2 separate regions of the Homo sapiens genome follow, and region 1 is linked to region 2. Evidence: read pairs that join two places in POLR2A ChIA-PET (ENCODE). Cell type or tissue: HCT116. All regions are shown on one strand.

What was found. Peaks named below come from ENCODE experiments on the same cell type or tissue, not always from the same donor. Only the 100,000 strongest peaks of a DNase experiment are listed, where the experiment ranks them.
Region 1: POLR2A ChIA-PET joins it to region 2 with 10 read pairs; 10 of 35 experiments call an interaction of 5 or more read pairs at or near these places.

What each region holds. Positions count from the first base shown.
Region 1 is chr10:100,567,593-100,571,592 of GRCh38, forward strand. No RefSeq gene overlaps it. Among named protein-coding and RNA genes, the nearest start is that of HIF1AN, 34 kb to the left of the region's middle. In HCT116, a CTCF peak has its summit at 2,286; a DNase peak (open chromatin) is centred at 2,319; H3K4me3 peaks cover 1,543 bases; H3K27ac peaks cover 685 bases.
Region 2 is chr10:100,876,718-100,880,717 of GRCh38, forward strand. No RefSeq gene overlaps it. Among named protein-coding and RNA genes, the nearest start is that of SLF2, 34 kb to the right of the region's middle. In HCT116, CTCF peaks have their summits at 1,942 (motif pointing left), 3,181 and 3,386; a DNase peak (open chromatin) is centred at 1,924.

The DNA.
Region 1 (4,000 bases), 310 kb before region 2:
AACCACCCCCAACCTCAGCCAACCTCAGGTCCAAAGTAGTGGATTTCTCCAGGCTCTATTCTCTGACTTCCACCTCCCCGCAACACACACACTTGACCCCCAATTTGAGGCTATTTCCTCTGCCCTGGCCTCAAGGAACATGGAGAAAAATAGCCTGTGTCCTCACTCATCTGGCTCCAGGGGATTCCCTGCCTCCTCTGCCCTCAGCATTCCCTTCCCTAGGAGAAAGCTCTGCTCCCGTAAGGTGACCTGACTTTAGAGTTTTTCCTATTTGCCATCCTCAGTGCATATGGGCTTTCAAACAGTGTGTGGGCCACCCTGCATCTCCCACTTCCCCCAGTCATCATCTGCCACTGCTATTCAGGCCCAACTAGGCTTTTCTTGGCTGTTGCTTTGATCACAGTCCCTTCTGAGAAGTGGCGCCCCGACTCCCTCCCCCACCAGCTCCCTGGTCTCTTTGAGTCTGTCACCGGAGTTAGGAATCTGCATGGGATGTTGAAAACTCCTCTCCTCTAGGAATCCTCCTCCAATTGGGCTCATTCAATTCTTATTGCTCCTTTCCTCGGTTGAGTCTGCAGATATGGAGTCCACTTAGATAACTTTGCAGATAAAAAGCAGCTCGTGCTCTGCTATCTGACTGGGAACCATTTTTGCCTCTATTGCATTGTAATATTCTGTAAGGGAACTAGAGCTCACCTAGTCCAGGAGTTTCCAAGGATATTTTTAACCTTAGAACCTTCAATTCTGAATGTACACACACACACACACACACACACACACACACACACACACACATACACACAGAGAGAGAGAGAGAGAGAGAGAGAGAGAAAAGCAGAAATACGTTGGCTGAAATTTACCCTTGCTCTAACCTTTACCCATAGCAGCCCTAGACACCCCTGAGAACCCTTAGAGCTCCATGGAGCACATTCTGAAAGCCCAATTTCTTCACTTACAGATGAGAAAGGCCCAGAGAAGTGAAGGGACTCTCCCAAGGTCACACAGCAGGAGCAAAAACTCAGGATTCCCCCAATTCCCAATTCTAGCATTCTAGGACTTATTAACATCCAGCCAAGCTCTCCCTCTAGTGTTTTTTAAAAATGTAATTTGTGTTTTTCATTCATTCACACAGCAGATATTTACTGAGCACCTACTATGTGCCCAGTACACAGTCTGCCCTTAAGACTATTAGGTACAAGTCCTAGGAGTCAATGGGAAGCAAAAACAGACACTGTCTGCCCTCATAGGGCTTTCAGTCTAGTGGTAGGGACTGAAAAACTTCATGTGTGAGAAGTGCCACAAAGGAGAGATCAATGGTATGATAAAGAGGGCTCATTAATGGGGGATTTAACTTAGTTAGAAAGTAACCCACAGCTGAAAGCTAAAGGTAAACTAGGAGAAGAGAGAAGAGTGTTCCAACAGATCCAGCAGCAGCACATGCAAAGCCCCTGTGGCAGCAGGGAGTGAGATGGGGTGAAGGGGTGAGAGAAGGCTGGTGTGGCTGGAGCTCCAGGAGCCATGGCCAGATGGGCAGGCAGGGGCCACATACCAGATGGGCTGCGCAGGCTGTTAAGTAGTGCTGGGGCTTTATTCTAGGATTAGATTTGTGTTTCAAAAAGATGTCTCCAGTTGCAAAGGGTAACTGAATGCCCTGTCCCCAACCCTGACGGAGGTGGGTTCCTTTCATTCCGTCTCCTTCTTTTGGTCTGCTTCTCTGACTAGTCGTGTTCTGCTTGGGACATTCTTAGCAGGGCTTGTTTCCACTTTTTGTGCTGTATCTATTTCAGCTGTAAGGTACATATGTGTGAATCTTAGTCTGTGAATGTATTGCCACTGTATCATTCAATAAATATTAAGTTATTAAGTGCCGCTATGAAGCAGATACTGTCAAATTATCATTATGGGCAACGAACATCATGAGTGATTGTGTGTCTGTGTGTGCAACGTTGGTGAATTGTGTCGTGTGTGAATGTGTTAATCATGTGCTCTAAGTGACTGACCACATGGGTAGCTGTGTTCTTGTATGGTTGTTGGTGTAAGTCTGTTGTAGGTGTCATTACGTGTGACTGTCATAGTGGGTTTTGTGTGTGACTTGATATGACAGCATCACGTGGCTGAGGTGATGTGTGGTTGTGTGTGTTACTGTGCAGTGTGAATGTACGACTGTCAGCATGTGTGCCCTGACCGGGTGACACTTGGTGGGTGTGAAGCGTCTGTGGGTGGCACCGGAGACCCCATCTCCTGCTGTAAATCCGGAGCTGAATGAGCTCCCCCCAGACTGTTGGGGGCGCTCTTCATGGCCCCTGGGATGATTAATGCAGGCAGTGGAGCCTCTCTGCATGGGATGTTGGAGATCAGGAACCTCCCCCGCAGAGCTAGAGGGGAGATGGGGGCAACCTGGGGGGCCAGGGCTGGCCAGACGGGGCCAGATTAATAAAGAGGGACTTGGGGGAGGGAAGGCCAGGGCGGGCGGCTGCGGCGGGAGGCGGCCGAGATGAAAGTGTCCCGGCTGGCGGGCAGGCAGGTGGCCTCTCCTGGCCCTGTCAGCACTTTTTAATGTCCCCTTGGTTAGAATGTGTGGGAGGAGTGGGGCGAGGGAAGCAAGAGCTCACCTTTCCCAGGCCCTGGAGGAGCGGGCCGGGTCAGCTGCTAGAAGTGGGTTTTTTTGGTGGGGCGAGAGGCACGCGTAGGTGTAACTGAGAGGAAGAGCCTGGGCCATGCCACCTCCCTCTCCCACTAAAACGTCACCTTAGCTCAGTCTGTCTTGGACAGGCAGGATAGGGCAGCAGCTGGGGAAACAGAAAAGCAGAACGAACGTAGAAAGGGATGGCTGTGTGTGTGTGTGTATTACTGTCCAGGGTGTGGACTGGACGTGCGTAAATTAATGCATGTGAGGCCGAGTGCCTAAGAATGTGTGAGCAAGGCAGTATGTGTGTGTGTGTGTGTGTGTGTGTGTACGTGTGTATTCAGCTCTCTGTGTGTGGGAATTTAAATGGTAAAGCAAGAGACTGGGCCCTGGCTTGGCCTGCTGTTCATGTTCGACTTCGGGTAGGGCCTTTATCCGCCCTGTGCTGTGTTGCTTGTCTCTAAGTCGAGATAAGGGTGTCTGTTTCACAGGATGAGTGTGAGTCTTCAGTCGGTGGAAATGTCTGACTGTAAGTCTCTAAGTATGCAATGTCGTTGTTAATAATTGAATGCGGGTGTGTTGGGTGACTGTGTGTGATGATGTGGATGTGTCTGGGGGCCTGGGGCTCTTTGTGGGTCAGTCACAGTGGGTGTCTGGGTGAGAGGACAAGGCTGTTAGTGTGAGCTCTGTCTGCTGTGAGTCCATCGTGAGTGGACAGGTGTGTAGATGTGTGTTTGGCAGTTGTATTGAATTATGTGGATGTATTGGTGTGGATCCGGAAGTGGTGAGTGTCTTTGTGTGCTTGTGAATGTCTGTGTCCTTATCATTGTGTGTAACTATTTGCACTGGATTCCTTTGTGTCTCTTGGGGTACATCTGAGTTGCCCTGGAGACTGAGATGGAGTGTGTGCTGGCTCTGTGGGGGGTGTGTGGGGATGGGGTTGGTGTGTCTTTGTGCCCTGTGTGTGTCCCAACATGAGTGTGACTGAATGTGCCTTTGTCTCAGTGTTGTGAGTGTGATGGCATGTGTGGTGCCTTGGTGTGGCTGTGTGTGGCTGTGTGTGACTGTGTGTGACAGCGTGTGTGTGCGTGTGTGTGTTTGGTGAGCGGCTCTGCTGCCTTAAGCACCTTTCGAATACATTGGCCACAGCTCATTGAATCCTTTAACAATCCGACTCTGCTCTTCCTTCCCCGTTTTTTCTAATTCAGTTCCTCTTATTACAAAAATAAAAAATAAAGCGCTGCCCCTTTCCAGTGGCTGGCCCTACGGAGCCCCCGCCTCGGGACCAGCCTCGTTTCACTCCATTTCGGAGAAAACGGGAAGTCGGTAATTTTAAAAAATATTTTCTACTTTATTTGGGATTTAATGTTCTTA
Region 2 (4,000 bases):
CAAACTCATAAAAGGGGTCACTGTCTCTTTAATTAAAGTTCCCTGTTTGGAGGTTAAAGACAAACCCGTTTGATGGTGCAGGTGTGTAGAGTGGGGGTGGGGGAGAAGGGTGGAAGCGGCTAGAGGAAAACAGAATTCTATCCTTAGAGGGAAGTAGGGAGGGGCCTCACCAGGGGCAGGCTGGCCGAGCGATGGAAAGTCTGATGGGGGTCCCTGAGGGTCCCCAGTGTGGCAAGGGTCACAAGGGGGAGAAATCAGGCAAGAACCGGGAATCCCAGGGCCAGTGCAGCGAGCTCTGACTCCCCTGCGGGCATGCACATGCTCCTGGCCCATGCACACACTACCTGCCCTCCATGATGCCCGACTGACCACTCCCCTTGCCCACTCTTCCATCCCTCCCTTTTCCATCCCAAAAGTTCTCCAATAAAAGAGGACCCAGGGCCTAATACCATCTCCCCACAGAAGCAACTTCATCACAGTTTAACATAAAAAGATCAGCTGGTATCGACCCGTAATTTGGACCCATGCCACGCTATTGGCAGGAAGACAGAATAAGTTAGGGTGGCCATGTTTCAAAAATTCTCTGTGTGCACTCAATCACGGCCCAGGGAAGGCGGGTGGGTGCGTAATAACCCAGCCGCGCTCTCCATTTCCCCTGTAGATCAATGCTAATACCAGGAGGCCCCGGAAGATGGATGGAACCGACAGGAACCTTGAAATCCCGACACGGGGGCTGGTGCCTCAACCGATAAAGGATTTCTTCACTGCTACTGGGGCAGGGACACTGAAACCTTAGGGGCCATGGGAAGACAGTCTGATTGGGGACAAAGAGATGAGGAGAGGGAGCAGCCTCTTCTTTATGCTCACTGACACCCTTAGTCACTCACGTGGCCACTGACCGATGCTCGCTCCAGAGTCACTGACAGGCACGCCAACCGCGGCACACACCATCGCTCACACTGTACCCAGCCAAAAGCACCAACGCCTCCCCAAAGACACCTCGACTCCCTGCAGTCCCACAAATGGGTCCCTGTACACACGTGTACACATGCATGTACACAAACTCAAACCTCAACACCAGAATGAATCAAGGTATCTGACACAGGCACACTTACCTAGGGAGATACAGACACATCCAACCATTGACATTACACCCCGTCCCCGTGAAGCAAAAAGAGATGTGCATCTACATGCATATGTACTTCTCTGTCTCTCCCTCCTTCCTTTCCATGCCTTCCTTCTTCCCATTTCCTTGTGATTCTGTTTGGAAACTTGCAGGCTGATGGTCAGTCAGGGAACTTTCCAGGACCCATTGGATGTAAATCACTAACACAAAAGTACACCAGGCACACAGTCCTGGTCAACCAGACTCCCAGATGGGTGCACACACATGCTGCAAAGTGGGAGTCCTGGGTTCCAGGAACAGCTCAACATGGACTTGCTGTGTGGCCTTGGACAAGCCATTTCCTCTCTCTCTCTGGGCCTCTGTTTCCTCATCTATAAAACAACAGGTTGAACTGGGAGATTTCGAAGGGCCCTTTCAGGTCTGAATTTCTCTGTCTATTGTGGCAGACACAAATTCCTGCCAAGAGTTGCACACAAACGCAGGCAGCCCTGAGCACTCACACTGGCTGTGGTGGCCTGAAGCCACACCCACAAGGACACACAGGGGAACACAGGCACACAGGGCTCTTCCCAGCAAGGGTGCCTGCAATAGGGGCAGCAGCTCCCATCCTTCCCAGAGCTGGAAGTCAAGGAGCCTCAGAACCCACTCTTCTGGGAGCAAAGAACTGGGGACAAAGTAGAGAGATGGAGCATTGTTGTGAGTTTGAGTGGGGGACAGAGGGGGCCTTTCAGGCTGCTGTCTGATTTCCTTCCTTTTGAGCTCAGTCCCAGGACTGGAGCCATTTCCACAGCCTCGAGCTGACATCTTGTGGCCATCTCCAATGATTGCAGGCTTCACAAGGAGACACTCAGTCCCCTGCAGAGAAGCATAGCCCTGCCCAACCCAGAAAGTCGTTGGCAGAACACTGCTTCCCATCCCTGATGCCCTGTCCTATGCCCAGCTGCCAGGAAAGGCACAGGGGCTGACTTGTTCCTCCAGCGCGGACAGGTAGAATACAGGGGGCTACCTTGGGAAAAGCTTCAGGGTTACTGGGTGACAAAAGGGACTGGAAAAAAAATGGATGCTTAAGGGAGCTGCAGCCTGTGGTAGAAATGTAGTCCCACATTCCCACAGCCTCAGTCTAAGGTAAGGAAACATGGCCCAGGCCCAGGGGACTGCAGTCTAGGGAGGCGACACAGCCTTTCCCCAGGGATCTCCAGGTGAAGGAAGAGACTCAGCCCTGGCCTCCTGGAAGCCCAGTCTGATGGGAGGCATTTGGCCCTCCTCACAGACAGCCTTAGCTTTAGGGGAAGAGGGGAAGGGGAGAGACATGGCTCTGCCCTAATGGATCTTCTCATCTTAAGGAGAGAAAAACCTCAGCCCACAGCAGTGACCTCAGTCCTATCCGAGGAGTATGGAATTTGGGGGCTTGGAAGCCCCCAGCTATCTCAGCTTCCCATGCCAAGCCCTAATCTGGTAGTCTGAAAGGAACATGATTTCCATGCCTGCATCAGCAGCCTGGGGCTGGGCAGAGGGTTGGAGCAGAAGTTTTGGGGAAGTGGGCCATCCAGAGCCAGCCCCATTGATTCTGGAGAGACCTACTGGGCAGGGGTGGGGGGTGCATGGCAGGGGAGGACCACACTTTGCAGATCCTCCCAGAGGAAGCCATGATGGAAGTCCCTGGACAACCCTGGGCCAGTTCCTCCTACTAGCCAGAGCCTCCTGCCACCTCTGGAGCCAGGTCTTAGGACCCTGGAGATGACAAGTCACACACAAGGCAGAGGCCAGGGGTTCCCAACCTGGAACCAGGGAACCCTGGAGGTGCTGGGTTGATGAGTTTGTTATAAATTAGAGACTCGTTAAGAGAAGGTGAGAAGGGCTCAGTAACAGCTTTCGGGGTCCATCTTTTCGATTTCTTGTTCGGTTTGTTTATTGCTATTGTTCCTGTCTCATAAGCTTATTGCAAAACCAGTAAAAATGATCTATTCCGAAAGGGAAGTTGCTCTTTTGACTGGAAGCTGCCTCTTGGTCCTGGACCCCACCCCTCCCCCTCCTGGTGGCTGCAGCCTAGCCTGGTTGACCAGCTGTCTCCTGCCGCGGGGTCAGCAGAGGGTGCCAGATTCCTGCTCACTAGAAACTGTGTCCACCTGCCATGTAGCCACCCTGGGCTGGCCTCAGGCCTCCAACCTGGTCCCATCACCCCGATGACCGCTGCACCCCAGCCGTCCAGCTCACCTCTGATAGACACACCAGGGCTGTTATGGGGGAACAGGAGGCCAGGATAGGATCCAAGGACAGTCACTGGAGTCTTAAGTTTTGGGCGTGATTTTGGCTCAGTTTCCCCTCTGCGCCTCAGTGAGTGTTTGCCTTTAGCATGGGCTTCCCTGCCATGAGGTAGCCCTAAGGGCTAATGATTGAACAAAGAGGCCTCCAAGGTTCCCAAGAATCAGAAGTCCTGGTTTTGACCTTGAAGGCAGAACAGAGACCCCTGGCCCTTTGCACATCCAGGAACCTAGTTACAGTTGGGGGCCAGGGGTTCAGGAATCCCAATCCCGAATGAGTTGGCTCTCACCCCATCCCTGTTCTGCAAATAACATTAGTTCCGTTTAGTGACTGTAATATTCCTGAGACACTGCAGATTTCTCTGGGCTACTAACTTGGTTTCAGAGTCTTTCAGATGATTATTGTGGGGAGTACAGGGTTGAGGGGGATCAAGAAAAAGCCAACAGACTCCTTCACTGATTCATACAGAATTTCAGAGCGTCAGAGCCTGAAGAGACTTCTTTTTTTTCCCCCCTGAGATGGAGTTTAGCTCTTGTCGCCCAGGCTGGAGTGCAATGTGCAATCTCGACCCACTGCAACCTCTGCCCCCCAGAATAGCTGGGATTACAGATG